Regions from separate parts of the Homo sapiens genome. Here region 2 is linked to region 1. Evidence: read pairs that join two places in POLR2A ChIA-PET (ENCODE). Cell type or tissue: Panc1. All regions are shown on one strand. Links, peaks and the distances in the headings refer to the core of each region. The heading gives the core; the rest is flanking DNA. Region 1 has its middle 16 kb from the start of MIR145. Region 2 overlaps GRPEL2 (GrpE like 2, mitochondrial).

Evidence for each region. Peaks named below come from ENCODE experiments on the same cell type or tissue, not always from the same donor. Only the 100,000 strongest peaks of a DNase experiment are listed, where the experiment ranks them.
Region 2: POLR2A ChIA-PET joins it to region 1 with 6 read pairs; 12 of 35 experiments call an interaction of 5 or more read pairs at or near these places.

Annotation. Positions count from the first base shown.
Region 1 is chr5:149,443,991-149,448,385 of GRCh38, reverse strand. No RefSeq gene overlaps it. Among named protein-coding and RNA genes, the nearest start is that of MIR145, 16 kb to the right of the region's middle. RefSeq lists enhancers at 2,246-2,540, 2,251-3,015. In Panc1, for the core only: no CTCF peak of the experiment used is centred there; a DNase peak (open chromatin) is centred at 2,376; H3K27ac peaks cover 2,868 bases.
Region 2 is chr5:149,350,976-149,355,370 of GRCh38, reverse strand. It overlaps GRPEL2 (GrpE like 2, mitochondrial), which reads right to left. Exons shown (of 4, transcript NM_152407.4): 4 at 788-4,395. The coding sequence ends at 4,089. All of the region lies in intron 1 of GRPEL2-AS1 (GRPEL2 antisense RNA 1), which reads left to right. Among named protein-coding and RNA genes, the nearest start is that of GRPEL2-AS1, 4.5 kb to the left of the region's middle. In Panc1, for the core only: no CTCF peak of the experiment used is centred there; no DNase peak of the experiment used is centred there.

The DNA of each region.
Region 1 (4,395 bases), core at 229-4,228:
CTCCTGTCTTTCAAATCACATTCCCTATCGTGTGGCCTTCATCCTCATGGTCCAAAATGGTGGCCAGCATATCCACATTCCAGGGAGCAAGATGAAAGAAGGGACAGTGACAGAAGGATGAAGGGGCAAAGGTGGAAAAGGAAAAGGAAGATTCTCAGAAGCTGCCAGGGGTGTCGATGCTCTCATCTCATTGGCTAGACTTAGTCACATGGCCATGGCCAGTGGCAAAGGAGGACGGGAAATGTTGTCTTCATTCTGGGTGGCCGTGGTCGCAGCTACCAAGTCCATCTTTGTGGAAGGGGAGAACGGATGTTGAGGGACAATCAGCAGTCTCTTCCCTAGATGATATTCTTGATCTCTTTCCATTCTAAAAGTCAAGTCCATGCGTTTGTTGTTCTCAATTCTCTATCACTATAGCCAAGGTCTGAACACTTGCCGTTGGCCCAAAGCAGGGATCTGAGTGACATGGAATGGTGAGACAGGTGAGGGAGGGTAGGAGAGCTCAGAGAGATGCCGGATATTAGAGAAGGGCAGCCTCTCCATTCTTCTTGCTGACTAAGCATCTTCCCAGTGTTTGGAAGTCTGTCCCTGGGAACATGTGAGCTGAGCAACCTGAAAAATTGCCTTCCCTTGGGGCAAAAGGTGTTCTGTCCTTGGCTTTCAAAGCTGGGCAAGTTGTGAAATGGGTACTTGAAGGATGTTTCCAAATTTGTACAAAAATGGAGGTGAAGCTATTGTTCACTGTGTCAGGAAGGGCCCTGGATTTAACTGCTTCTGTGAAGGGATTCATTCTGGAATTCAGAATCAGGAAAACGCTTATCTCCAGCTGAGCTCATATGACTTTCTTAGTCTGCCGACACATCAGATAGTGCAGTGGCCCTCTGTTGTGTTTGTTTCTTAGCATTATGCCTTTCACCTCCTTTTGGTAACATCACCTGCTTTTCTTCTGTGCAACCCATCCCCTCCCCACCTCAGCTTTCAGTCCATGTGGTTCCGATGGGGCTGATTCCATCCACTCTTCTCCTCCAGGGGGTGAGCACAATGCTCAGGCCTGTCTAATTGGAGTCATGGTGATGAATCTGGATTTGTTCATGGTTCAGTTTGGGCCATTAAGAGACAGCCCTGGGACTTTTGCTAACTTAAGTGGTGGGGCGGTGGGGAGGGGTGAGGGGAAACACATCTTTTCCAGTGTGGGTGCTAAGCTGATAAGATGTAAATCTGGAGTTGCTGGTGGCTATTTTTGCACCTTATAGAAAGAGTTTTCCTGGGAATGAGGGAATAAAATCAATACACAGGACAGCAGAGCAGAGAATGGAGAGTGTGACACATTACCAGTGACATTACTGGGCCCCTGGAACCAGCCATGCCTGAAGCTGTTATACCCCTGAATTTCTTTCTTTTTTTTTTTTTTTGTTGAGATGGAGTTTCACTCTTGTTGCCCAGGCTGGAGTGCAATGGCTCCATCTCAGCTCACTGCAACATCTGCCTCCCGGGTTCAAGTGATTCTCCTGCCTCAGCCTCCCTAGTGGCTGGGATTACAGGTGCGTGCCACCACACCCGGCTAATTTTTTATTTTTAATAGGGACAGGGTTTCTCCATGTTCGTCAGGCTGGTCTCAAACTCCCGACCTCAGGTGATCCACCCACCTCAGCCTCCCAAAGTGCTGGGATTACAGGCATGAGCCACCGCACCCAGCCTACTTCTGAATTTCATAGTATATGAGTCAATGTTCTTTTTTGCATAAGCTGGTTTAAACTGAGTTTCCATCACATACAAATGAAATTATCCCCAATAATACATTAACTAAAACATAATTCTGCCAGGAAATGGAAATAAGAATTTTGTGATTAAGAATGCTAAGTCTGGCCGGGCGCAGTAGCTCACACCTGTAATCCTAGCACTTTCGGAGGCCAAGGCCAGTAGATTGCTTGAGGCCAGGAGTTCAAGACCAGTCTGGCCAACATGGTGAAACTCCTTCTCTAACTAAAAATACAAAAATTAGCTGGACATGGTGTCACTTGCCGGTAATCCCAGCTACTCAGGAGGCTGAGGCATGAGAATTGTTTGAACCTGGAGGCTGCAGTGAGCTGAGATCCTGCCACTGCATTCCAGCCTGGGTAACAGAGCAAGACTCTGTCTCCAAAAAAAAAAACAAAAAATAAAAAAAGGGCTGAGTCATCTCAGCCCGATGATATATCTGCTGTTCTGCTTCTTCTATAGACAACATGTTGGGAGTCTAATGAGCTTGGACACCGTGGCAGAGTGTCTGTGAAATGGTTGCCAACGATTCAACCCTGTGCGTGTGTGCTGTCTCCCAGTGGGAGGTGAAGTCCATTCCCCCTCCCCTTAAATCATGACTCATAGCTTGTTTTATGACCTGCTTTGACCAGTAGAGTGTGGCTTATGTGATGGTGTGCTAGTTCCAGGCTGAGGCCTTACGAGACCTAGAGCCTTGTGCTTTTACTCCCTTAGAGCTCTGAGCTGCCATGTAAACAAGTCCAGCTACCCTGTGGGAAAGATTATGAGGCCACGGGAGAGTTGAGGCCTGGGCAGACACCGATGTTTCAGCCACCATAGTGAAGGCATGACATGTGAGGGAAGTTATCTCGAACATTGCAACCCCAGCCAACACCATGCATAGCAGAAGAATGGCCCAGGTGAGCTCAGCCAACCCGTGTGTGGGATATGATGAGGTTTCCCTTGAAATAATCTGCTCAATCTTTTATTCTTTAATTCATAGTATCCCCCCACTCCTTCTCCTCCTTCTTCCCCTTTTTCCCTGTTGCCTTTTTTAGATGCTCAGGCACACCTCAGTACCAGGCGTTATCCGTTCCAGCTCACATTCCTTTCCTTATTTGGAAAGGGGACTAACTTTCTAGCTCATTACAGACACCCCTTCCCCTTCTTTTTTACTTTCTTTTACGTGCCCACCCTATCTAAAAAAAAAAAAAAAACCAACGTTTAGCCAACCAAGATTAGTTTAGATTGTAAGACCCGACCCTGGCCAATGGGGAAAGGGTACAAAGGCAGGACTTGCGTCAAGAATAAAAGCTCTCGTGACCTTTGTTCAAGTGTGATCTCAAGGCAACTAGCCGAGAAGGCACTCCCCTGCGCAGAAGTAAAATTGCTTTGCTGAGAATCCTTTGTTCGAGTGTACAATTTCCTTAGGATTTTGAGCGTTATTCTTAACACGTGGAAATCATGAGAAATAATAAATTGATATTTTAGGCCAAGTAATTCCAGCACATCGGGAGGCTGAGGTGGGAGGATTGCTCGAGCCCAGGAGTTTGAAGCCAGACTAGGCAACATAGTGAGACCTTTCTCTACAAAAAGTAAATAAGCCAGGTATGGTGGTGCATGCCTATGATCCCAGCTACTTGGGAGTCTGAGGTGGGAGGATTACTTGAACCCAGGAGGCTGAGGCTGCAGTGAACTGTGATTGTGCCACTGCACTCCAGCGTGGGTGACAGAGCAAGACCCTGTCTCAAAAAAAAAAAAAAAAAAGCTATTTTAAGCCATTAGATTTTGGGTTGGTTTGTGTTGCGGCAAACCAAATGTTACTGCATTAGCTGACTGAAACACCCACTTGAGCAATTTTGGAATATCAGGATGTGTCACTGTATTAGTTGGTTCTTGCAGAGCTGTAAAGAAATACCTGAGACTGGGTAATTTATAAAGAAAAAGAGGTTTAATTGGCTCACGGTTCTGCAGGCTGTACAGGAAGCATGATGCTGGCATCTGTTCAGCTTCTGGGGAGGCCTCAGGAAACTTACAATCATGGCAGAAGGGGAAGGGGAAGCCAGCACGTCTTACATGGCAGGAACAGGAGCAAGAGAGAGAGGGGAGGTGCTGCATACTCTTGAACAACCCAATCTCGTGAGAACTCACTTACTCTCATGAGAACAGCACCAAGGGGGATAGTGCTAAACCTTGCATGAGAAATCTCCGTGCATGATCCAATCACCTCCCACCAGGCCCCACCTCTGACACTGGGGGTTAGATTTGGGTGGGGACACAGATCCAAACCATATCATCACTCCCTGGGTGTCTTATCTGAATAAGGCCCTCACTGAGAAACTGTGCTGGGCTGTGTTGGGACTGAGGGTCAGATGGGTAGAGCATCAAGACTAGGACTCTGGAACAATGAGACAAGGAACTCTGCTTCAGCACTGGAGGGTCCTGGGTTGCTGGGAGTTCATCTCGAGGAAAGACAGAGGTAGAGCCAAGATGTTTGCTTGGCAGCCTGACCGATGTCGGGGAACACCATTTGTGAGGCAGTCATTTGAACTGCCTTCAGCCCAGCCCCCTTTCAGGCAGCTGAAGGGAGACCAGAGACTGGTGCCCTAACCCCCCAAGCAGTGGTGGGCATGGTGGCAGGGGAGAAGCCCTCTCACA
Region 2 (4,395 bases), core at 243-4,242, 93 kb after region 1:
GGCCATTCAGCCAGGAGTCTAGGTATATGGAAGCTAGCTGAGAAGCAGAGGTAAAGACAAGGCCAGGCAGTCACAAGGTGGGAAGGACATGGGGAAGCTGAAGGTCAGAACAAGGCCAAGTGTCTGTAATCTGGTTAGGAGAATAGTCAGCAGTAGTCAAAGGAAATAAGACACCTAGAACCAAAAGGCGAACCCAAGAAAACAAGTCAATGCCAGAAAAGAAGGCAGAAATAGGGCTGGGAACAGTGGCTCAGGCCTGTGAGCCCAGCACTTTGGGAAGCCGAGGCAGGTGGATCGCCTGAAGTCAGGAGTTCAAGACCAGCCTGGCCAACGTGGTGAAACTGTCTCTACTCAAAATACAAAAAATTAGGCGTGGTGGCAGGTGCCTGTAATCCCAGCTACTCGGGAGGCTGAGGCAGGAGAATTGCTTGAACCTGGGAGGCGGAGGTTGCGCTGAGCTGAGATCGCGCCATTGCACTCTAGCCTGGGCAACAAGAGCAAAACTCCATCTCAAAAAAAAAAAAAAAAAAAAAAGGCAGAAATAGGAATCCAGATCTAAGAAATATGTAGCAATCAGAAAGAGGCAAGTCAAGGAGGAATAAAACAGACAAGACTTCAACACGGAGGCAGGGTGGGGAAAGCCCACAGTGCATCCACTTGGCTATGCTGCTATGAGATCTCAAGGTACCTCTCCAGAGCATCAACAAGGCAGGTCAGCAGTCATGAAGTGACCATAATGTTCCATATACAATACGAATAGGCAGACAAAGACTCTAAACACCAGAGCTGCAGTTATTTCAATTCAGGTTTTATTAAAGTTGTTTCTGAATATTTTTTCTCAGTGATCCTTGTTCTGATGAATATTACATTTCATCCTTAGTTTTGCTCATTTGATTTTGCTTTAGTGTTTAAAGAACTTTTATTTATCAAATCCTTTGCCATGAATGAGAGCACCAAATAACATATCAATACCCAACTGCCTGATTCCTTTACAGCAGTAAGAAAAGTCAGTAAAACATTTGTACAGTCCAAGTACTACAACACCAAGATCCCCTCTTCAAGTGAGAGTGAGCCAAAGCTTCCTTAGTATCATCTCAAGTCAATGTCTTTTCACTATACCATTAAGATGAAAATAACTAAGAGCACTGACACAATTTTCTTGCTCTTTCCATCTAAAAATGTGGGTTTCCTGTGGTGTGGCTAATTTTAAAAACCAGAAAATGGAAGGAAAATAAGTCAGTGAATGATTAGCTTACAAGTTTTTTCTACTCATCATTAACCAGTCTTCCCTTTTCCCTAGACTTTAGACAGCCATAAAAAGGCAGGAAAAACAATGTGCATAATAAAAAAATAAAAATAAATATCTGAGCACCTACTGTAGTAGGCATTTAACACATTTCACTTAATCCTCACAACGCTGTGAAAGAATTATTATAATCATTTTACGAATAAAGAAACAGGCTCAGAAGGGTGAAATCACTGGTGCCTAAAGTCCTGCAGGTGACTGAGCTGAGATTTAAGTTCAAGCCTATGCTCTAATATGCTGCTTTGGCTCCCCAAAGCCCTTCAGCTTGAGATTCTTACTACTATAGCTTCATCTTCTAATTCTAAATTTACACTTTTAAGTCTGCAAAACTACTGAATAACAAAAGAACCTAAAATTATTCTGAATTTACTTGCCAAAACGGGAGGTGTAATAGACCATTAGAAAATTCTTCTAGCCTGGACAATATAGTGAGACCCCGCCTGTAAAAAACAACCAACCAACCAAAAAAAAAAAACCAAAAACCAAAAACCAAAAACCAAAAAACAAAACTAGCCAGTCATGGTGGTGCACTTGCCTGTGGTCCTGGCTACTTGGTAGGCTGAGGTGGGAGGATCACTTGAGCTCATTAGGTAGAGACATCTCTTTAGGTAATCATAACATTCCATACCTAAAATTATTGTTAATTGTAATTAATGTTAATTCTAACTGGTAATGATAGCTAGCAATAAAAAAACACACAGAGAGTAATTACAATCAGCTCATTTTCTTATTGTCACCATCTGTCAAATCTCACAGAATGGAAGGCAAAAAAAGACAACTTCCTATTGTGAACCTTGATTGTTCATTAAATTTACAATATATACTTAGTGGAATGCCAAAAGATGTTCTGGTTTTACAAGCTTAACCACCAGTCTTTTGATTGCATTTTAAAAGTGCATATTTACTTGTTTTTTAAGGGTCTAAATCTGATGAAGATGGTAAGGCCCACAAGGAGATGGCTTTATTGATAAGTTTGTGTGCTGTCTTAGAATTATCTATAATGTATAAGAGGTTAACTTTCCACCACTCCACTGAATGTCATAGAGTTCCAGTGGAAAATGAATTTTATTTTATTTTATAACTTCAACCTAAACCTATATAATCTAGACATCCAACAACATCTGATTGTCTGCTGGAGACTTCATTGCATGCCCATTAATCTTAAATGGAGACTTAATTGCATGCCCATTAATCTTAAATGATTGACATTAATATCTAGTTGTTCTTCATTCATACTCTCACTGGAATTTAGTCAATAGTTTAGAGATTATTTTCCTTGTGTCCAGTCCTAAAAAGACTAGATTTTCATACTTCAGAAGCAGAAAGGGTGAGATTTGATCATTAAGGCCTCTTCCAACATTAAAATATCCATAATTGACTGCCTTCCTAAAATCTGACTGATGTATCATTCATTAAGTCGTTTATTGGACAAATCTTTTACAGAACACCAGCTATAAGACTGAAAAAAAACCACATAGGCCCATTAATTCTAGAGGTTAATATATAAAAGGTGAGCTCAATGTTTACACAGATGTGACTTAACAGATACAAAGAATAGGAAATAGAGCTTGTCAATATAACAGAGGTAGTGATTTGTGAGTACCAACTTAAAAAAAAAAACAACAAAAAAACTTTGCGGGCGCAGTGGTGAACGCCTGTAGTCCTAGCTACTTGGCAGGCTGAGGCAGGATTGCTTGGGCCCAGGAGTTGGAGGTCAGCCTGGGCAACACAGGAAAAAAAAAAAAAATTGCCAAGAGGAGAGAATACTTATGTTAAGTGTTCTTATCGCAAAAAGTAACATAAATAGAGCCAGAGGAAACTTAAAAAAAAATTCAGCATTAACTATTAATAAATGAAATGAGAAATCATGGGAACCTAACACTTTTGTCCTGATCACCACCTCCCATCATTTAATAAAGGATTATAAGGTAAAATTGACAAAAGGGCAGAGGAGTAAAGGCTGGTGGAATAAGTTGTAGGTAAATTACCCAAATAGAGCCATCTGGGTCATTAGCTGTTAGTGTTGCCTCAGTTTGCCTGAAATGATTATATGACAAGGAGGCTGAAAATAATTTGAAGAGCAAAGACAGCACAAGGCTTTTTGGCCATTCTTGCTTGAAAGGGTCCTGGGTATCTCAAATTTCGATGCTCCTTGCCTTCCAAGTCTCATCTAGACCTTTAGCCCCTGCAAATGGGGATGAGAAAGGGGTGGGTATGGGACAATGATGTGAGCATAAAGCCTATCTAGTTGGGATTACAAGAACAAAAGATGGCTAAAAGGAAAAAAACAAAACAAAAGGTAAAGTCCTGAAAATCTATGTGTATAAAAATCAATCCAAATGATCTAAATTTATACGACCACGAAGCTTTATCCTCTAAGTACCCAAATGTTGAACCAATCCCTACCATCTCCTTTTTCCACAAAATACAAGATACTACACAATTCCTGTTATAGAGACCGCTAGGAAGAAACATGTAGTTGAAAACCCATAGTTAAAAGGATTTTGGATTCAAATTTATCACAGTACCAATTTTCCTAAACATGTTTTGATAAAGGCCATTGGAACACCTGTCACACTGTTCAAATGCCCAATGGTAAGACTTCTGATGAGACCAAACAGGTCACATTAAATCAATAGAATATCTTAGAAATAAAGCCAATATGACTAAATCCAAAACATATCACATGAAGTACCTCATGTACAATACAAACCTAGTTTAATAAATAAAAGAAACATAGGTGACTGCGCTCTGGGAGAACATCCAGTTCCTGATGGCCTCTTCACAGTCTTCTCTGAGACTCCACTGCCACTTCCACTCGGGCAAGCCTAATGGTGCGGCCATGAAGTTTGTAGCCATCTTGTCTTACTAATGCCACGGTGCCAGGCTGCACCCCAACACCAGCTGGCACATGACAGATGAGTTCATGCTCATGGGGGTCATATTTGTCACCAATGGGTGTCAGTTTCTCCAGGCCATGCTTGGCAAACACACTTTTCAGCTTTGCTTCTAAAAGCAACAACCCTCGGAAGACCTTCTCCAGAGTGAGCTTTTGGTCCTCAGGCTCCGATTCTTCAGAAATGCACTCT